Linked DNA regions of Homo sapiens: region 2 is linked to region 1. Evidence: read pairs that join two places in POLR2A ChIA-PET (ENCODE). Cell type or tissue: PC-3. All regions are shown on one strand. Each heading gives the region's core, and the rest is flanking DNA. Links, peaks and the distances in the headings are about the cores only.

Evidence for each region. Peaks named below come from ENCODE experiments on the same cell type or tissue, not always from the same donor. Only the 100,000 strongest peaks of a DNase experiment are listed, where the experiment ranks them.
Region 2: POLR2A ChIA-PET joins it to region 1 with 10 read pairs; 1 of 35 experiments calls an interaction of 5 or more read pairs at or near these places.

What each region holds. Positions count from the first base shown.
Region 1 is chr17:61,761,275-61,772,122 of GRCh38, reverse strand. The region is part of intron 14 of BRIP1 (BRCA1 interacting DNA helicase 1); the gene reads left to right. Among named protein-coding and RNA genes, the nearest start is that of BRIP1, 97 kb to the left of the region's middle. In PC-3, for the core only: no CTCF peak of the experiment used is centred there; a DNase peak (open chromatin) is centred at 5,412; H3K27ac peaks cover 412 bases.
Region 2 is chr17:61,456,853-61,466,213 of GRCh38, reverse strand. It overlaps TBX4 (T-box transcription factor 4), which reads right to left. Exons shown (of 9, transcript NM_001321120.2): 3 at 8,583-8,677; 4 at 276-395. It overlaps LOC124904042 (a long non-coding RNA gene), which reads left to right and starts at 5,372. Exons shown (of 2, transcript XR_007065872.1): 1 at 5,372-5,826; 2 at 7,967-9,361. RefSeq lists enhancers at 1,772-2,433, 3,097-3,759. In PC-3, for the core only: a CTCF peak has its summit at 2,412 (motif pointing left); no DNase peak of the experiment used is centred there; H3K4me3 peaks cover 857 bases.

The DNA.
Region 1 (10,848 bases), core at 2,805-7,804:
GTATTTGGATTGTTTCTACCTTTTGCCTGTTGTGAATAATGCTGCTATGAACGCTGGTGTACAAATATCTATTTGTGACCTTGCTTTCAATTCATTCGGATATATACCTAGAAATGTAATTTCTGGATCTTGTGATAATTCTAAATGTAACTTCTTTTTTTGAGATGGAGTCTCACTCTGTCACCCAGGCTGGAGTGCAGTGGCATCATCTCAGCTCATTGCAACCTCCGCTTTCCAGGTTCCAGTGATTCTCCTGCCTTAGCCTCCCGAGTAGCTGGGATTACAGGTGTCCGCCAACATGTCTGGCTAATTTTTGTGTATTTTTAGTAGAGACAGGGTTTCACCATGTTGGCCAGGCTGGTCTTGAACTCCTGACCTCAGGTGATCTGCCTGCCTCGGCCTCCCAAAGTGCTGGGATCACAGGCGTGAACCACCACGCCCAGCCTAAATTTAACTTTTTGAAGAACCACCAAACTGTTTTTTTTATAGTCAATGCATAATTTAGATTCCCATCAGCAGTGCACAAGGATTCCAATTTTTCCACATTTTTGCCAATACTTGTTATTTTATGTTTTTTTTGATAATAGCCTTTCAAATGGGTATAAAGTGTAGTATCTCCTTGTGGTTTTGATTTGCAGTTCCCTGATGACTAGTGATGTTAAGTATATTTTCATGTGCTTATTAGTAATTCAGACATCTTCTTTAGAGAAATGCCTATTCAAATTCTTTGCGCATTTTTGCATTGAGTCATTTTTAGTATATTCACAAAGTTGTGTAATCATCACCACTGTCTAATTCCAGAATATTTTTCTGACCCCAAAAAGAAACTCCTAACTCATTAACAGTCACTGCCTACTCTTACCTGCTATTCCCTAGTATCCACTAATCTGCTATTTCTATAGATTTGCCTTTTCTGAACATTTCATCTAAATTGAATCATACAATATGTGACTTTTTGTGTCTGGCTTTTTCACATAGTGTAATGTTTCCATGTTCAGCATTATAGGATGAATTAATACTTTATTCCTTTTTATGGCTGAATAACATTCCTTTTACTTTCAACCTATTTGTGTCTAAATTTAAAGTGTGTCTCTTATAGACAGCATATAGTTGGAGCATTTGAAAAATTCATTCTGCTTATCTCTGCCTTTTAACTTGAGTGTTTACTCCATTTACGTTTAATGTAATTAGTGCTAAGGTAGTGTTTACAAATGCCACTTTGCTGTTTGTTTTCTGTATATCTGGTGCCTTTTCCCCCTCTATTTCTCTATCATTGCCTTTTGAATCTAATAGATAGATATTTTCTAGTGTGCCATTTAAATTTTTCTAATGTGTCACTTTAATTCCCTTGGCTTTTCTTTTACTGTGTATTTTTTAGTTATTTTCTTAGTGGTTGTCCTAGGAATTATATTTAACATCTTATGTAGTTTGGATTAATACTAATTTAATTTTCAATAGAATGCAGAAGCTTTAATCCTATGTAGCTGTTTTTTTAATCCTACCTTCTTTGTGTCATTATTATAAAAATTACATCTTTACACATTGTATGTCTCTCAACACAGATTTACAATTATTACCTTTTGCAACTGACTTTCAAATCAGATAAAAAAAATTAAAAACAGAATACATTTTATATTGTCTTTTGTATCTATGTTAAAACACATTTTATACTGTCTTTTATAACTACCTTGTAGTTATCTTGACCAGTGCTCTTTAATTAATTCTTAATGTGGACTTGAGTTACTCTCCAATGTCCCTAAAAACTTATTCTTAAATAGAATCTGAGCCTTGCAGCTGTCTCTCTCTGTTGTAATCCTCTGCTGTTATACTGGAGCCCTGTTGATGTGGTGGTAAGGTATGGGGAACAGGAAGCATCTTCTAATCCTATGATTATGTCTCAGTCTTTTAGCATGACTGTGTCCCTTGCCTGTGACCTTCACAAGTGTTTCTGAGCTCTTCATTCATATCATAAGATTAGATGGCAGGGAGCTGCAGTTTAGGAAATGATCCCTTCCCTCATGTTGGATAAGGATCTGGTAAAATCTTCCTTACTGGCAGACTGGCCATTGTTTTAGAGAATGCGTTGAACGTATTTCAAAATGGTTGTTTTTTTCCCTCCTCCTGCCCGAAACAGTAGGGTTTTTCTTGGCTCTTTACTGTGGGAACCTGGTGGGATTTTTAGAGGTAATGTCTTAAAAATTGTGGGCCCCCTGGCAAGACTGCAGCCCCTAGGAGTTTCTCACTTATAAACTAGTTCACATTTTATCTCCAGCAATTCATCAATATTATCTTTTAACTATTTCTGTCAATTTATGTTTTAGTGGCCGCTGTCCCAGTAAGCATATCTTGATTCTCTGTATTTACCTGTCTCTCCAGATTTCAGGGTGGCAGTTTGCCTTGTGACCTCAGTTCTCAGATGGATCCCAGAAAAGTAATTGATTTTTAGTTTGTTTAACTTTTTTCTGTTGTAAAACAGGTGTGATGACTTCCAGTTCTTTACATATTGGAGCTGAAATCAGAAGTCCAATAAAATTGGCAAAAATAAATTTGCTACTGAGTTTCAGAATCTAGTCATAAGAGCAAACTAGCACATTATTATAATCTTTTGTCAGTACCGTTGTCAATTCTCACATAGTACAGTGACTACAGTTATTAAATGTATTAATATTATGCCATCTAGTTTTCATTTCAGAGGGGTTTGATACTGACCATGCAGAAGACAGAAAGCCTACATTAGAATTCATTTCAGGGGGACATGAGGAACCAGGATTGAAATATAATTAGATGGGTTGTATTAGTTCTATGTTGCTGCATAACAAATTACCACAAAATTAGCACCGTAAAACAGTACACATTTATCATCTTACTCTTTCTGTGGGTCAGGAGTCTGGGCATGGCTTATCTGGGTTTTTCTTCTCAGTGTATTACAAGGCTCCCAGCAGAGTCAACTGGGGTTGTGGTCTCACTAAAGGCTTGACTGGGGAAAGATTAGCTTCCAGGGTCCCTCAGTTTGTTTGCAGAATTTATCCCTTGTAGTCGTAGGACTGAGTGAGATACCCAGTCTTTTGCGGGCTGTTGGCTAAGGATGACTCTTAGGTCTTAAAGGTTGCATTCAGGTCCTAGTCATATCGCCCTCTCAACAACGTGGCAGCTTATTACTACTACTACTTTTTTTTTTCCTTCTTCAAAGCCAACAAAGGTGTCTCTTCTGTAGGGGTGCATTGTATCTTTTAAGGACTTTTACCTGATTAAGTCAGGTCCACCCAAGATAATCTCCCTTTTGATTAACTCAGAATCAATTGAGGTAGACCTTAATTACGTTCATAAAATCCCCTCATCTTTACTACATAATATAATCTAATCATGGAAGTAAAGTCTTATTTTTATCTCACAACGGGGAGAAGTTTATGCAGGTTGTATATAGGGAGTAGGAATCTTAGGGGCTATCATAAACTTTTTATCACAGGGGTTAATTTATCAGGGTAAGAAAAAGGTTAGGAAGAACCATTAGAATAAAGATTTGTGACTATGGCATATGAAAATATTAATAGAAGTGAAATGATATTTATGAAATTTAGGTAGCAAAGGCATCACAACTGCACATAATAATCTTTCCATAAATGCTTGATGAATAAACACACGAATGGATGGAGACTAACTCTTATTGTTCCAAGTCTTTCTTACTGCCTTTGAAGTTAGAGGTATTTTAGAACTGCAAACTAAAATTCCTGTGATTTCCCGTAGAGCAATACAGCCTAATTCCATATACTAATACTTATTTTGTATTGAGAAAGAACTTTAAATATCTTTAGTTGAATTTCTTTAAAATACCAAAATATTTATATTGAGAGCCTTGCTTATATTATATTTAAGATCTTCCTGAGAAATCTCATAACTTTACTTCACATTTATTTTTATTTACTTAATCCATTGAAGAAATCATTATTGAGTACATACTTTGTGCGGAGGACTGCACTAAGTCCTGTTAAAGATTCAAAAATAAACAAGTTACTGTCTCTTCAAGAAGATTTCAGTTTGGGTTGTGGTATAAAATAAGTGTACACATCCTTGCATTATTTGACAAAATTTGTAATCATTAGAGAGATTAAGAAGAATGATAATGGAATTAAGAGTAGGAAGAGATCACATGTGATTGAATGAAGCAGAGGAGTTTCCTAGAGGAGGTGGTTGATATTTCAGTGGGTATTAAAGAAAGGTGGATAGATTTCTACTGGTAGATGTGGGAGTGAGGAATATAATATTCTGGACCAAGGAGACATGTATTAGCAAAGGCACAGAAAATATTTTCATAATCACAGAGTTTAGCTTGGCATGTGTGAAAATGTAATGTAAAGACTGGTTGCAGAGTTTCATAAAAGAAACATAGGATAAGGGCCAGGTGCGGTGACTCACACCTGTAATCCCAGCACTTTGGGAGGCCAAGGTGGGTGGATTGCCTGAGCTCAGGAGTTTGACATCAGGTTGGGCAACATGGTGAAACCTCATCTCTACTAAAAATCAAAAAGAAAGAAAGAAACATATGGTAGAAGTCTAGGCCCAGTGCAGAAGCCTATAATCCCAGCAATTTGGGAGGCTGAGATAGGAGGATCACTTGAGGCCAGATGTTCAAGACCAGCCTGGGTAACATAGAGAGACCCAGTGTTTAAAAAAACAAAACAAAAAATATCAGCCAGGTGTGGTGTTGTGAGTCCCAGCTACTTAGGAGGCTGAGATGGGAGGATCGCTTGAGCCCAGAAGTTTGAGGCTGCAGTGAGCTGTGATCACACCACTGCACTCCAGCTTGGCCAATAGCAAGACCCTATCTCTAAAAAAGAAAAATATATGTCTAAAGTTTTTCAAACCATACATTTTAGTGGTCATTTCTTCCCCCTTATATTTAATGGCCAGTTTTCTTCCTGTACTAGATAATTGGAATGGGTGATTTACTCAAAACTTTACTCTTTCACTGAGTAAAAACTAATATTCTTTTGATGTAAACTGCAGCATTTGTTTAAGGGTAAGAGTGAGAACGTTGTTCATCTAGTTTTTTTCCCCACATTCTTTCAGACCAATAGTTTATGGTAACTAGGAGGAATGCCATTCTTCCACTAAGATAAATTTGATTTTGACTCTGTTGTTATTTAAGTAGTAGCAGCATTGCTTTAGAACTCTCTGAAATTCATTTTTATGGGTAGAAGAGTTTCTAAACTCTTTATATGGACAGAGAAGTTTCTGTCCATATAAAGAGAATAGAAACTTTTCTATTAAATCATTTTGAAAAGAGACTCTCTGGTGCCAAAGTAACAAGTTGGATCTTTTTATTCATACAATACAGACTTCGACTTAAAAAAAAATACATCTTTATGAGTAATATGTATAAACCATTTTCCCTGAGGGCATATTTTACATTCATCACTGAATGTCAGATGAGGAATAAAATGCAAACATTCCTGTTCACTCTCTAGCTGTAGTTTTTTAAAGTATTGTTCAGCACTAAATTTGTATGTTAAGAAATTTGCAGTGCTACTAGTTTGTTTTGGTTCTCATTTTTAAAGCTGTACCGCACTTAACCTAAAGGAGAAACTAAATTGCTACATTAAAAAGTGTTTTTTTTCCCCTCGTGTAGAAGGCTGAAATTTCTATAGATATAAATTTGCTTTAAGTGATCAACTGAGCCTTTTGAAGAAATATTTTTTTCTACAGTGTTAAATAGAAAGAATCATTATGCCATTGAGGCTTTGGGATGTGGTAGAGAGGTTGTATATCTCTCAGGTTAGATGTAGTTCTTGAGAACTTCTGCTCTTGGTTATTAAACAAAAAGTATTCCTTTGTTTGTTCCTTTGTTTATTCATTTGACAAACATTTACTGGGCACATACTACATTCTGAGTAGACAATTCATATGGCTAAGGTCATACATTTAATTAGTGAAAGCATTTGCCTTAGAACTCCTGATTTTCTAGTTCAATGCTATCCTCGTAATAGTATTCTACTGTTTGAAATATAGTTGATCTGATAAATATTAATTTGACCTATTATTTTTATTTAGAACAATATGCACTTATATAAAAATACCTACATATTGGTATACCTATATTTATGTTTGCTTTTCACATTTGTTTTTGATTATGAGCTAAACTGTTAGGAAGATAGATATAAGAGCTACTCTGAAAGAGGATGTTAAAAAGCTGCTTTAACAATTGAATGAAAATAGTAGGGCAGTTGGAAAGTAACAATTTAATAACCAAGTTGTTTTTTGCTCTGTGTGTGTGTGTGTGTGTGTGTGTGTGTGTGCATGAATATAGTCATTTATGTACTTTCTATAAATAACATGAATATATTTGTATCACATCTGGTTTCAAAAAAGCTTTATAAAAATATATTGATTAGGCTGGGCATGCTGGCTCATGCCTGTAATCCCAGCACTTTGGGAGGCCAAGGAGGGTGGATCACCTGAGGTCAGGAGTTCAAGACCAGCCTGGCCAACATGGTGAAACTCCGTCTGTACTAAAAATTCAAAATTAACCGGACATGGTGGCACATGCCTGTAATCCCTGCTAATTGGGAGGCTGAGGCAGGAGAATTGCTTGAATCCAGGAGGCGGAGGTTGCAGTGAGCCAAGATCACGCCATGCACTCCAGCCTGGGCAATAAGAGTGAAACTCTGTCTCAAAAAAAAAAAAAAAAAAAAAAAAAAAAAATATATATATATATATATATATATATATATATATATATATATATAATATATACACACACACACACACACATACATATGTATGTGTATATGTGTATGTGTGTGTTTATGTATGTATATGTATTATAATTTTTAAGTGAAAAATCTAGGGAGAATAAAGGCAGAGAAGTTAAGATTAAACTAGAGTCAAGGATGTCCAGGTAACTTAGTTTGAGAAGGCAGTGTCTTGGTCAATTTTTTGATGCTATAACAGAATACCACAGACTGGACAGAAAGAAAATAAATTTATTTCTCACAATTCTGGAGACTAAGAAGTCCAAGTATCAAGTTGCCAGCATCTAGTAAGGGCCTTCTTGCTCCATCATCTCGAGGTGAAAGGTGAAAGGGCAAGTGACACAGAAAGAAAAAGCTCCTTTATTTTTTAAAGGCATTAAACCCATCCATGAGGACAGAACCTTTCTGGCCTAATGGTCTCTTAAATGCTGCACCTGTTAATACTGTTACAATGACAATTACATTTTAACATGACTTTGGGAGGGGACATTCAAACCATAGCAGGCAGGGATCAAGTAGCAAATTTAGAAGCTGAATTCATCCTAACTCCCTGTGCTCCCCCCACCCCCTTAGTTCTAAACTATTTTTCATGGATGTAAGGATAAATATAGGAAGCACTTTTGGGAAATGACAGACAAATTAGTTAAATATAACTTATGATTAATTTACTGTACATTTTACATATTAAAGCAATTTTTGAGCTTGATATGGACTAGAAAAACTTGGAGGTTCTAGTTGTTTCATCTTGGTTACAATCTTTAATATCTACCCAGTTAATCTTCATAATAGCAACCAATTGATTTTCCTTTTTGGCTGACAGTTTCATATTGGCACCTTTTGAATTTAGATGATTTGTGTGGTGTCAGGAGGGACGTTAACTTGATGCAGTGGTAGTCTCCAAATATACTTATCCCAGAGGTCATGGGACAAAAAAGTGACACCACATTGGGATGCTTGAATCATATAGTTTAGTAAAGATAGTTAAAACACACAGTGGGAGGCAAGGGGAGAGAGTTGAGGGTAGGTTAACATGTGAATACAATGTAAGTGGGTGGAAGGACCACACTACCTAAATCCTGGGCTGTGCAATGTTTATGTCTTGTCTTTCTCTTTTCCACATCAGCTCTCCTTTGCTGATGGTGTGCTTACAGAGACTAGAAATGAGGTTTATGCAAGGGGACCCAACAGATGCACAATTGACACACTTTATTAGAGTAAGGCCAGCGCAAATGCACTTGGCCACAGCTGTAGTCCATCAGTTTGCCTGCTGAGCTACAATGTATTTTATTTGCCTTTCTTGGGCAGAGGATACATGGAGCCAGAATGGGTGTCACCAATGGGTGGCTGAATAAGATTTTATGGATATTGGGTAGTATTTTATATGCCTCAGATATATTTAATGTATCTTGGATATTTGATACCTCATGTATATGTAGTGTATCTTGAATATCTAGTGTCTTTCCATCCTTTTTCATCTATGTTCATAGAGAAATGCTGTACTTACTTTATCTCTTTAATATGGCTTACACAGGTTTCTAACTTCTAGCTACGATTTTAACATTTTAAGAGTTTCACCCATCTATTTGGGTTCTTGTATTTTATATATTCTCAAATATACAGCAGATGCAAATTATAGAAGCGAACTCTCCCAATCTCTAGCCTTCGATTTTAAGATATCTAGTTAACTCAAGGGTTATTGCATTTTTGAAAAGTCTTTCAAAAGATACATCAGTCTCTACAGGACATGGTGAATGAATGGTTAGAGCTCATATCAGTGCGTTGGTTGTTTGCCTTTGTACAAAGTACTATTTCTGAGGAGTTTTTAGAAATAAGATTCACCTTGCTTGCCTAGTGTAGATAATGTTAGCTTGAAGTCATGCTAACATGAGAGATCATAAAGGAAAAAAGTCATCAAGGAAAAGATTCTACAGATAGCAGCTCAATGTAGAGAATACCATAGGTCACATGGTATTTTTTATACCAGTTTTAGGTTCACAGCAAAATTGAGTGGACAGTATAGACAGCTCTCATATACCCCTTTACCCGACACATGCACAACCTTCCCCACATTCCCATACCAGCTGCCCTGTGTCTGGACTTCTGACCTACAGAGACTGTGAGATAATAAATGGGTATTTCTTTTCATGCTACAACATGGATGAATCTGGAGGACATTAGACTAAGTGAAATAAGCTCGTCATAAAAACGGCAAATACACTATTACACTTATATGAGGTACTTAGAGTAGTCAAATTCAGAGATAGAAAGTAGAAGGGTGGTTGCCCCAGACTCTGGTAACTACCATTTTACTGTCACTTCTTTGAGTTCAGTTGTTTTAGATGCCACGTAAAGTAAGGGCATGAGACATTTATCTTTCTGTGCCTGGCTTATTTCACTTAGCATAATGTTCTCCAATTCCAGCCAAATGAACAATGCTACAGTGAACGAGGGAGTGTAGATATTTCTTCTGCAAACTGACTTCAAATTTTAGGGGTAAATACTCAGAAGTGAGATTGCTAGATCATAAGGTAATTCTGTTTTGAGTGTTTTGAGTAATGTCCATTCAGTTTTTTATAATGGCTGTACTAATTTACATTCTTACCAACAGTGTCCAAGGCTTCCCTTTTCTCCACATCCTCACCAACACTTTGTTATCTTTCATCTTTTTGACAGTAGCCATTGTTACAGGCATAAGGTAATGTTTCATCATGGTTTTAATTTGTATTTCCCTAATGATTAGTGATTTTGAGCATTTTTTCATGTATCTGTTGGTCATTTGTTGTCTTCTTTTAGAAATGTCTATTCAAATCCCTTGCCCATTTTTAAATTGAGTTATTTGTGTTCTTGCTAATGAGTTGTTTGAGTTTCTTATATATTTTGGACATTAACTCCTTATTGGATATATAGCTTGTAAATATTTTCTCCCAATCTGTAGGTTGCCACTTTGTTTATTGTTTTCTCTTTGTTGTAATTGCATTGGCCTATTTTTGCTTTTGTTGCCTGTGCTTTTGGGATCAAATCCAAAAAATCATTGCCTAAACCAATGTTATGTAGTTTTCCCCCCTCTGTTTTCTTCTAGTAGTTTTACAGTTTCAGTTCTTGGGTTTAAATCTTTAATTCATTTTGAGTTTTTTTTTAAATATTGTGAGATAAGGGTCCATTTTCATTCTTCTGCATGTGGATATCTAATTTTCTTAGCACCATTTTTAGAGAGTCTTTTTTTCCCATTGTGTATACTTGGCACCTTTGTTGAAAATCAGTTGAGCACATACATGGGTTTCTTTCTGTGCTCTTTGTTTCGTTGGTCACTGTGGCTGTTTTTTATGCCAATACCATGCTGTTTTAATTACTATAGCTTTGCAGTGTGGTTTGGAATCAGGTCGTGTGATGCCTCCATTTTTGTTCTTTTTACTCATGACTGCCATGGCTATTCAAAGCTTCTTGTGGCTCTATATGAAATTTAGGATTCTTTTTTCTATTTCTATGAAAAATGACATTGGAATTTTGATAGAGATTACATTGAATCAATATGTCACTTTGGGTAATATGAACATTTTAACAATATTCTTCCAGTCTATGAGCAAAGAATATCATGCTATTTACTTGTATCTTCTACAATTTCTCTCATCAACATTTTATAGATTTCAGCGTACAAGCCTTTCTTCACCTTGGTTAAATTTCTTTCTTTCTTTCTCTCTCTTTTTGGTAGCTATTGTAAAAGGAGTTCTCTTAATTTCTTTTTTGGATAGTCTGTTATTAGTATATAGAAATGCTACTGATTTTTTGTGTGTTGATTTTGTATCCTGCAAGTTTACTGTATTTATTCATTTATTAGTTCTAACAGTTTTTTGTTGTAGTCTTTAGGGGTTTCTATATATAAGATTATGTCTTCAGCAAACAGGGGCAGTTTCACTTTTTTCTTTTCTATTTGGATGCTTTTTATTTCTTTCTCTTTCTAAATTTTTCTGGCAAGGACTTCAGTACTGTGTTAAGTGGACATAGTGAAAGTGGGCATCCTTGTCTTGTTCCAGATCTTAGAGGTAAGGCTTTCAATTTTTTCACCATTGAATATAATGTTAAGTGTGGTCTTATCATATTT
Region 2 (9,361 bases), core at 712-5,711, 300 kb after region 1:
CCACGGCCATAAGGAGAGTACAGACCCTTGCGATCCACCAAACTCCCAAACACGCAGCTGCTTTTCAGCCCAAACCCAGCCCCACCTGAAGCAGGCATGCAGACATTCGCTGACCACCTCAGCCTCCGCACAGCCAGTTCCAGGCAGTGGACTCCAGCCTGCAGACCTGGGCAGTCACTCAGGTAGCTAAGAAATCCCCCGGACAAAACACTAGGTGGGGGCGTGGCAAGTGGGCAGTTGAGGGAACGTGGGTGATGCGGTCAGGGTCCACTTACCATTTGTTGTCACAGAACTTGTAGCGATGGTCATCGGCAGGGACAATGTCAATCAGCAGGATATACTTGGTCTTGGGGTTCATGCCTGTGACTTTTACCTTGTAGCTGGGGAACATCCTCCTGGGGGAGCCGAGGGGTGAGGCGGAGCGTGTGGACAGAGCACCAGGAGAGATGGAACAGAGTGAGCAAGGGGGCAGAAGGCCGCTAACAGATGCTGCCCTTTTGGCCAGCGATCCTGGCATTGGTCACAGCTGTGTGACCTGCACAACTCACTTCCCCCTCTGCCCGAGCTGCACAGTGAAAAGGTGGCACTGGCTGCTGTCTCTGAGCCCCTGCAGCTATCAGTCTGTGTCTAGGAGGAGAGTTTACACCATTTCCCAAATTCACTTATCCCCTCCCCCATAATCCCCTAAGACTTGGGGCTAGTGCCCATGAGCAGCTGAAGCACAGAGACCCCAGTCAGGATTGTGGGAGCAGATTCTGACGCCAACCTTGCTGCCTTAATTTCCCTCCTGTCCTTTGCCAGCCCACACACAAGTGAAGTTCTGGGGTGCAGTTATAGGGGGACGGAAACCCCCGTCAGCTGCTTCCATAAATAATGAGCTGCCTCCTCTGGGTCATGCCTCTGTGGAAATCCTTAGGCCTAAAACCAGCTTGCAGGAAAACAGGAGACTGCTGTCCAAAACCCTGCTAGGTTTGGGTTCTTCCAGTGTGTCTATCGGGGGTACTTCTCCCTGTGAACACCTCACCTGGACCTGTGCACCCTGAGTATCAGGGGAAAGTCGGTCCAGGAGCCTCATGGATAAGAGAGGGCATGGATTCTGAAACCACCTGCCATGGTCACAGCCTGGACCCCACTGATAAGCCTTAGGCAACTTGCTTGAACCTCTCTGTGCCTTGGTTTCCTTATCTCTAAAATGAGGATAACATTACCACCTATCTCATAGATTGCTGCGTGAATTACCACGGACCCCTGCTGCACTCCTCCCTCAGCAAAGTAAATGGAGAAGTGGTATGACCTACTTCTGTGAAAATGGATTCACCAAAACCCAGAAAGTTTGTCATTTCCTGCAGCCCATGCTGAGGCTGTCAAGGGCCCTGAGGTTCGAGGCACATTCTAGAGGGGGCTTCCGCACACCCCTCAGCACATACGCACACACAACAGCACAGCGCATACACAAACGCTCTGGGCACAGCTCCCTCCCCTAGTCACTAGGTCCCTGACTTCACCAGAGGGAAGAACGGAACTTCCCACGATCCTCCTCAGACTCCATCCCCCACCCCAGCTGATCTTCCACAAAGGTGTTCCCCAAGAGAAACAGGATCCAAACCTAGCTGAAGACACAGTGAAGACACTAAGCCCCACTGAGCTGTGCCACTGCCCGGCTGGTCCACTCTGGGACAACCATCAGGTGGTTCTCTGCCTCTCACTAACCCAAGACAGTACGGGACCCTGGAGAAGCTGTCCAAGATGCCACAAACAGCTGATCAGAGGCCCCTATTTTGTCACCAGGGGCACCAGCTTACCTGGACAGAACAGGGCTTCCAGAAAGGATCAAGGCCTCTATAAGCTGGCGGGCCCTAAGCCCAGGCGAGGACCCCGACCGAGGTGGAGGGTTCACTTCCTTGCCAGCCCACGCCCCACCCAGCCCCGCCTGTGCCCCTCTCTTGCTGGAGGAGAGGCCTGTGCAAGCACTGCAGGGCGGGGACGTGGGGATGTGGGGTGTGTGTGCCCAGGCGCATGTGAGCGGTGTGCAAGTGCGCATGTGTGGATGTGTGCGTGCCTGGAGGGAGGAGGGAAGTTCTAGCTGCAAGTCTAGGGACTTATAAACCTTGTGGAAGAATTTGTCTCAGATGTCAATTGAAAGCATTTTCAAATACCCACCCCACCCCCTCTCCAGGAATGGGGGAAGTGAGGGGCTCAGGAACCCAACCCTGCCTCCTGCTTACCAGCCCCCCTATGGGGCCTGGGGGCGCAGCTGGATCTTGCACCACCCTTTCCCGGCCCTGCCTCTCTCCTGGTGGGCCAACAGCTGAAGCAGGGAGGGCAGCAGCTGCCTCACCTCCCCCTTCCCTGGGGTAAGGCCAAGAATCCCGCCCCCTGCAGGCCACCATTTTGTAACTGCCACAGAAACAGCCACAAAATGGGGCAGCCCTGGCCATACTTGGGCTGGCCTGGCACCGGGGGCCTGCACTCAGCTTGTTTCCTGTCATCATTCCAGGTGGCAACAGCAGAGGGCAGCCATGGCTTCCCTCCAGGGCCAGTGTCCACATAGGGGGCCAGGAGCGAAGGGCTCACTGCCACTTTGGCACGCGTCATAGCCTAGGCTGAGAGGAGGCTAAGGGGCCCTGGCCTTCCCCTCTCCTTCTCCCTGCTGGGCTTCATTTCCACAGCCCAGGGGGCCAGGCTGACACTAACTAAGTGCTTTCTGGAAGGCCTTTGAGGAGCCTGTTCTCTGCAGCCCCAGCTGGTGTCTTGGGACCTGGCCCCTGCTGGAAGCTGATCGTAGGCCAGATTCCTGACTGATAAGGAGATGTGGGCGTCGGCACAGGGAAGGGGAGTACCTCCCAGCCTCGCCTCCCCTGCCCACCAATTCCCCTCTACCTAAGGCAGCAGCGCTCAGAAGCCGAGGGACAGGGACGTAGGATGTCTGGTCTGAATGGGGAGTTCAAAAGCCCTCTGCTGTGGCCTGAACTGCCTCAGGGAGTTCCATTGCCTTCAATGCAACAGATGTCTAGGTCTTGGCAGGGTCTAGTTGGGGGACTGCTTCTGAGCCATGCAGAACCCACTCTGGGGTGGGGTGGGGGGCCCTAAGCACTACCGTTTCCCTGCCTAGGTGGCTCCAGAAGGAGGAAGGGTCCACCCAGCGTTGGGAAAGGGCTGCCTGTGAAAGTGAGGCCCCCTCTGTCCCCTCCATTGGCTTCCTGCCCAGGTCGAGGGGAGAATTCAAGGCCCCTTGGGCATCTGCCCTTGGGTTCTTGAAGGGACTAAAGTTGGTGCCTAGACGCCTGACTTGGGGGTGTTCCCCAGCGTGGCATGCCTCAGGCGACAGAGGCCAGGCTGGGTTTGGGAGCTGTGACTTCCTGTGAGCTCTGCCTCTCTCATGAAAGGTTTGAAATGATGGAGTGAGATGTAAATTGTTTCTGTGATTTATGACATAGAATGTACCTGAAAACCAACACCCTACGGTGGAAAGCAACGCCTCCCTGTTTGTGTGTTGGGGTGGGGGAGGTGACCAAGAAGGAAGACACTGTGTGTGCCGCCTGTGTCCACGCAGGCCCTGCCACCAGCGCTGGCGGTGAAGCCCGCCTGTCCCGGGCACTCTGCGCTCTACCTCTGGGTCCGCCCCAGCCAGCCCCCTCCTTGCGCGCTCCCCCTCTCCCCTCCCTGCACCCTCTCCCTATGCCCCCTACCCTCTCCCTGCTCCCACCCCGTCCTCCTGTCCCTCCCTCTTCCCAGCCCCTCGGCACGCTTTCCACGTGCCCCGCACCTTCTCTCCGCGCCCCAAGCGCCCTCTCCATGCTCCCCCAGTTCCCCTCGCGCCGTCGGGCTCCCGCGCCCCCAGACAGATGGGGGCTCCCCCGCCCTCCCCACGGCACACGCGGAAACGGCTCCGCCAGGGGAATAAACAAGCCGCCTGCTCGCCGGCCCGGGAGGAGATGAAAGCCCGGGGCTTCTCCTCTGATCATGAAACAGGCTCTGAAAGGGTGCGGAGCTGGAGCCTTTATCTATTCATACTCGGAAATGGCTTTAGAATGAACTGCTAAGATAAGCTTCCTCGGACGTTTCTCGGTGTTGGAGGCGCGCGGGGCGCGGGGCAAGGGTTTGGGGCTTTTTTAATTCTGGCAACAAACCCGTAACTGCGAACTCACTGCTGAGGGAACACGCAAGTTCTAGCTGCGCTGCGAGAGCCGCGGGAGCTCCCCGGCCAAAGCGGTGGCCAAATTCAAGGCGCTTACTCTCAGCCCCTTTCCTGGGGAAAGGGACAGAGACTAGGGGATACCCCTAGATTCTCTCCACCTGGAGGGTCCCCCAAGCCCCAACCCCGCTGCAGCCCCGACTTTCTCGGAGGTCCCTGGGGACTCCAGGAACAGCTACACGGACCCTCCCTTAATGTAGGGGAACACCAGCCAGAAGGGGTCAGAAGTCTAGAGAGCGGTTTCAAAGGTGGGGATGGCTCTGACTGGGCAGGCACACAAGAAGGATTCTGGGGCGGTGGTGGTGATGATCTATTTCTTTATCTGGATGAAGGTTACACGAGTGTGTTTATTTTGTGCAAGTCTGTAAAGCTGCACCCTTAAGACCTGTGGACTCTTCTGTAGGAATGTTCCACTTCAATACATTTAGGTTAAAAATTATATATGTGTGTACACATACACAGGCGCCTTGGAGCTCAGAGTCTGAAAAGAACCCTACAGCAGTGAAATGGCAGGGGTCCCCTTAAAACCCTTTGTTTCTCCAACCCTGATGTCCGTGGGGGCTTTTCAGGAGGAATCCTGGGTGTACGGGGAAGAGGCCAGGGCCCAGCATCCAAGGCTGGGGTTAGGAGTGGGGCTGCTGGTGCCACCTACACTGAGACCAAGCCTTCTGTAGCCAAGTGAGTTCTGATTTTGAAGATAATAAATCGATTTCCACGTTTCACACACATACATAGAGGCATACACACACAGTTTTCTAATTCACCCAAAGCATATTTAAGAAATCTTTTCCCTGAGGGAGGGGCAGGGGTGAGAGTGTGTGGAATGGATGTTGTTTTGGAAGATCGGTTGCTTCTCTTAGATTTTTTTTAAAGGCACTTCCTTCTGATAGACTTTTGCTTTCAGAAAATACTTTAAAAAGAGATCAAAGCACTCTCTCCCCAACCCACTTTCCCAGTGTCTTCAACCCTTACTTCTCTTATCATCCACGCCACTGGGCTCTGACGCTCTGTATACAGAGTGAGGGCAATTGGCTTTGAAGCCCCGGATTAAGCCGGGCCAAATCCTTGCCTCAGAATAACAAACAATACAGGTTCAACAGGAGTTCTCATCGGTAGTTCATTTTTCAAACGCAAATTCACTGTCACTAACACAAGCAACATTGAACTCAACAGGCTATGAAGGCTGATAGTGGAGATTTATCTGGTGGCAAAACCCTGACCTAGGAGTAGGGCAGTGAGACAGTTAGGCAATTTTCATTTTGGGGAGGTTTATATTTAAATTTTTTTGTGGAGCTCACTTTTATCTATGTTTGGGAGAAAATGCAGTTTCTCACATGTATCAAGCTTGGCAGGGATGTGGGGAGGCCAAGAGAGGGATCTGCTGTCTGCGGCTATCAGCACGAACCCTCTGGACACAGAGACCCAAGAGACTGAGACGGGCTGCGGAGGGCTGTGGCCCCCATTTCACACCTGACATGGAGGTCGCTGAGTATTCAGAAACTGGTGGCTCCCACTGTGGTTGGCATTTTATCCACCAGGCCAAATTGTTTGGCAGTTCAAAGTCACTATCCAGTGAAAGGGATTCTTCTCTCTGTCAACCTTCAAGACTCTCAAGGACCCAAAGGGCTAAGGTAGGAAGGAAACTTGTGATCTGAGAACTCAACCTGGCTTGAGAACATTCTGGCTCCCCTTTTCCAGGGCCTGCTCCTACCCAGCCAGATGGCAGTTATCGTGTCCCTAATCAGCCAGGGTCTCTAGGGCAGAGCCACAATCCACACTGAATAGGACCCCGTAAAAAAGCAATCAAGGGAACTTATCAAAGTAGGGGCTGTGTTCTGGGGGTGGGGTGTCTCATCTGTTTTCCTGTGTGGACCTGGTAACTGCCTAACTTCCCTTCTCTGGGGTTTGGTTTACGTTCTCTTGGTTCTCCTCCAGCTCTAGCCATCTAGGAAGCTATGATTCCAGGTTTAGCAGCAGGGCCCAGGCTGACAAATGGACGTGTACCAAGAAGGGTTCCAGTAGAGGCACACAGAATTTGGGGAGCAGGGAGAGGCACTGGACAGGATGTTGAAGAACCACAGCCTGAGTAACGTAGATCAGAGCAATACAGTGGTTGCTGAAGGAGGGGGGCAGCTATGAAGGAGGAAATGGGGTCTGTGAGGGGTGAGGGGTTGGGGGCATGAGACTAGTGATTTTCTTAAGAACCAGACCCAGTGCAAGGATAACTTTCTGCCAGAGAAGTGAAAGGCTGTGATGGATCCATAATTGGCCAACATCATCACAGCCATTTTAGAAATATTATCATAATTCCCTAAGGTCCATCTCTAAGCCTCAACTAGGATCAAGCACAAACATCTGCCTGAAGCTGGCCACCTATGGAAGTATGTGTATAAGTGTATGTGTTGGGAGAGGGAGGAGGAGGACCCATGCAGATGCAGGAAACACTACTGAGGAAAACAAACAAACAAAAATGCCCTTTGTTTAAAATGCCAAAGGCCAGACATGCCCAGAGAACATGCTGGCCAGTTATTTTCAAGAGACAAGGTTATTTCTGCTGCCTAAAAATGGCAGTTCTGAACCTTTCTCTTTCTTACCTTCTTTCCACACTAGCAGGCACAAGAAATAGCCCCATTCCCCTTCGCACTTGATCAAGTGGATTATCCATTTACCAACCATCATCCACGTGATTCCCTGGTTTGAGTTTCACAGTGATAGAAAAGGAAGGGACAGCAGATAGGTCTACGGTCACCATTTCCCTGACACCACTGAGCTACAAGGAGACTGTGACTTGCCCAAGTACACTCAGCCAGAAAGAGGCAGGGCCTGTGACACCTGGCTTCCACTGTCCTCAATGCCTGCTCCATGTCGCACCCTCTGCCAGCCCCTTCATGTGTCTTCCTTCCCTATCTCCATCCCCAAAATACAGCAAGCTCAAGCCCTAAACTAAACCTACTTTCTCTCCTGATAGAGGCCCTGAGTGGTGATGCCACCTCCCTGGCTAAGGCCTGAGGGTGGCCAAGTGCCCAGACCTCCACCCTCAACAAAAGAAAGGAAACTTTATAAGGCCTGCCAGGGAGCAGAGAGGAAGGACCACAGCACCCCATACGCTGCACACAGCAAACCAGCCGGCTTTTTGTTTCCTTTGAATAGTCTATCATTCACTAAGTGGTTCAGCAGAGCTGAGTTCTCTAAAAAGTAGAAGAAAATACTGAGTGGGACGCCAGACACTTCTCTAATTATTGCTAATATTATTCGCTAGCACTTCTTGTGTGCTTGCATGTGACAGGAACTTGGTGCTTTACATACAATGTATGAGGCAAGACCTGTTCTTTTACAGATGGAGTGGGGAGGGAGCAGAGACCATTAAGCACCTTGTCTGAGGTTGCACAGATGAAAGTAGCTGAGTTGGAACTGCAGCCCTCACCCACCGTGGTCTGACTCCAAATTCCTGGCACTTGAGCCTTCATCATCTTATTCCTTCAAAATCCCAATTATGAGACACATCCAGGCAAAGGGACATTTTCACACCTAATCTGTCCTCAGGGACAGAAATCAAGTGTGTGTATGTGCAGGGGATAGAGTGGGTGGGGAGGGAGTTCCTGAACCTGAACTTGCCAGCGTCTCTGTCTACAGCAATCCACCTTCACCTGATAACCGTTCTCCTCCACACTCCTGCCCCCACCCCACCAGCCCCAGCGAATCTCTCACTCACCCCCACCCCCGCCGTGAGTCTTCCTCCTCTCATCCTCTCCTCCCTGTTCTCTCCCACAGACACCAGCGCATTTTAAAGATGTTTCCACTTTATAAATCATCCTTTTCTGGCAGCCACCGAGAGCCGCTCCCCCAACAACACACACGGAGCCCAACGTAGTGCTTTCCCGTTGGCCAGAGATGGGGATGGAAACAGAAGAGCGGCGCCCCTGGGATGAAAAACTTGGGGTTCGAGTCACTCACGAAAATGTATGAAAACTGAACAGCATAGTCTATTTCCCTCTCCCCATCTGCTGAGAGGCATCTCTGGGTCTCCAATCAATGCATTCCTGAGAAACCTCCTCAGGTCCTCAAAGAGAGGAGGGCAAAGCAGCCCCCCAGGGGGCCAAAAGTGCTGGAGCTGGGACTTTTGAGCGTCGCGATCCCTGTTTGGATTCATTTGCATAGCGCTGCCCCTCCCCTCGGTCTTTCCCGCAAGGCCCGCGCGGCTGCGGTGGCCCCCTGCGGGCTTTGGCGGCCCAGTCCCAAGCTGCGAAGGGAGGTGGCACTGACGCCCGAGGAGGCAGAGAGGCCTCCCACAGGCCACCAGGCCGGGGCCGAGAGGACTTCTAAGGGACCTCCCTGGCCCCCCTTGCTCCCCACCGCCATCCCCGGAAGTAAATCTCCCAGCGCTGACCTGCCAGCCTTAGTGATGATCATCTCGGTGCCCGCCTCGTGGAACTTCTTCCAGAGCTCCTTCTCATGCAGCCCCACCTTGATGTTCTCGATGGTCTGGGGATGGGAGGGAGAGAAACTTGTGTCTGCCAGGCCCAGGGCTCCACGCGGAGCCTGAGGAAAGAAGAACCAGACCCGAAGAGCTGTGCGGAACCCTGCCCGCCCGGAGCCCATGGCTCCAGATTTCGTTTCACAGAACGATTTTGAACTATTCGTGAATATAAAAGAATTAATCGGTGGCTAAAACTTCCTCCTTTAAAGCTGCACCTACGGAGGAACCCTCAGAGGACACACATAGTGGCCAGCGCAGGTTAGACGACACTCCTGCTCACTCATGAACATTTCTGTGGCGGGCCATCGCCACAGGCTCCCGGGGCAGACACAGACAGGGAGAGGCGCACGCACCCTCGGCCAGGCGCGCGCCTGCAGATAGTGCACACAGATCCCCAGGCGGCATCCCGTGCGCTGTGATCGTCCGATTATCACTGTGAAGCCCTCGGCGACGTCCCAGAGGCCTCGGATCCCCGCAGCGGCTCCCGTGCGCACCGGCGGGGTGGCCTCCTCCTGCCCCCTCGCCGTTGGGTCCCAGGCCCTCTACGGGTTGTTGGAGCTGGACACTTGGTCCAGGCTCGCTCAGATGCTACGGGGGTCTCCCTCTCTCTTACCGCCCTCTCCTCTATCTCTAGCTCTAGCTCTTGCTTGTCCCAGAGTAGCCCCGAGGGCTCAAAGTGGAGAAGGACC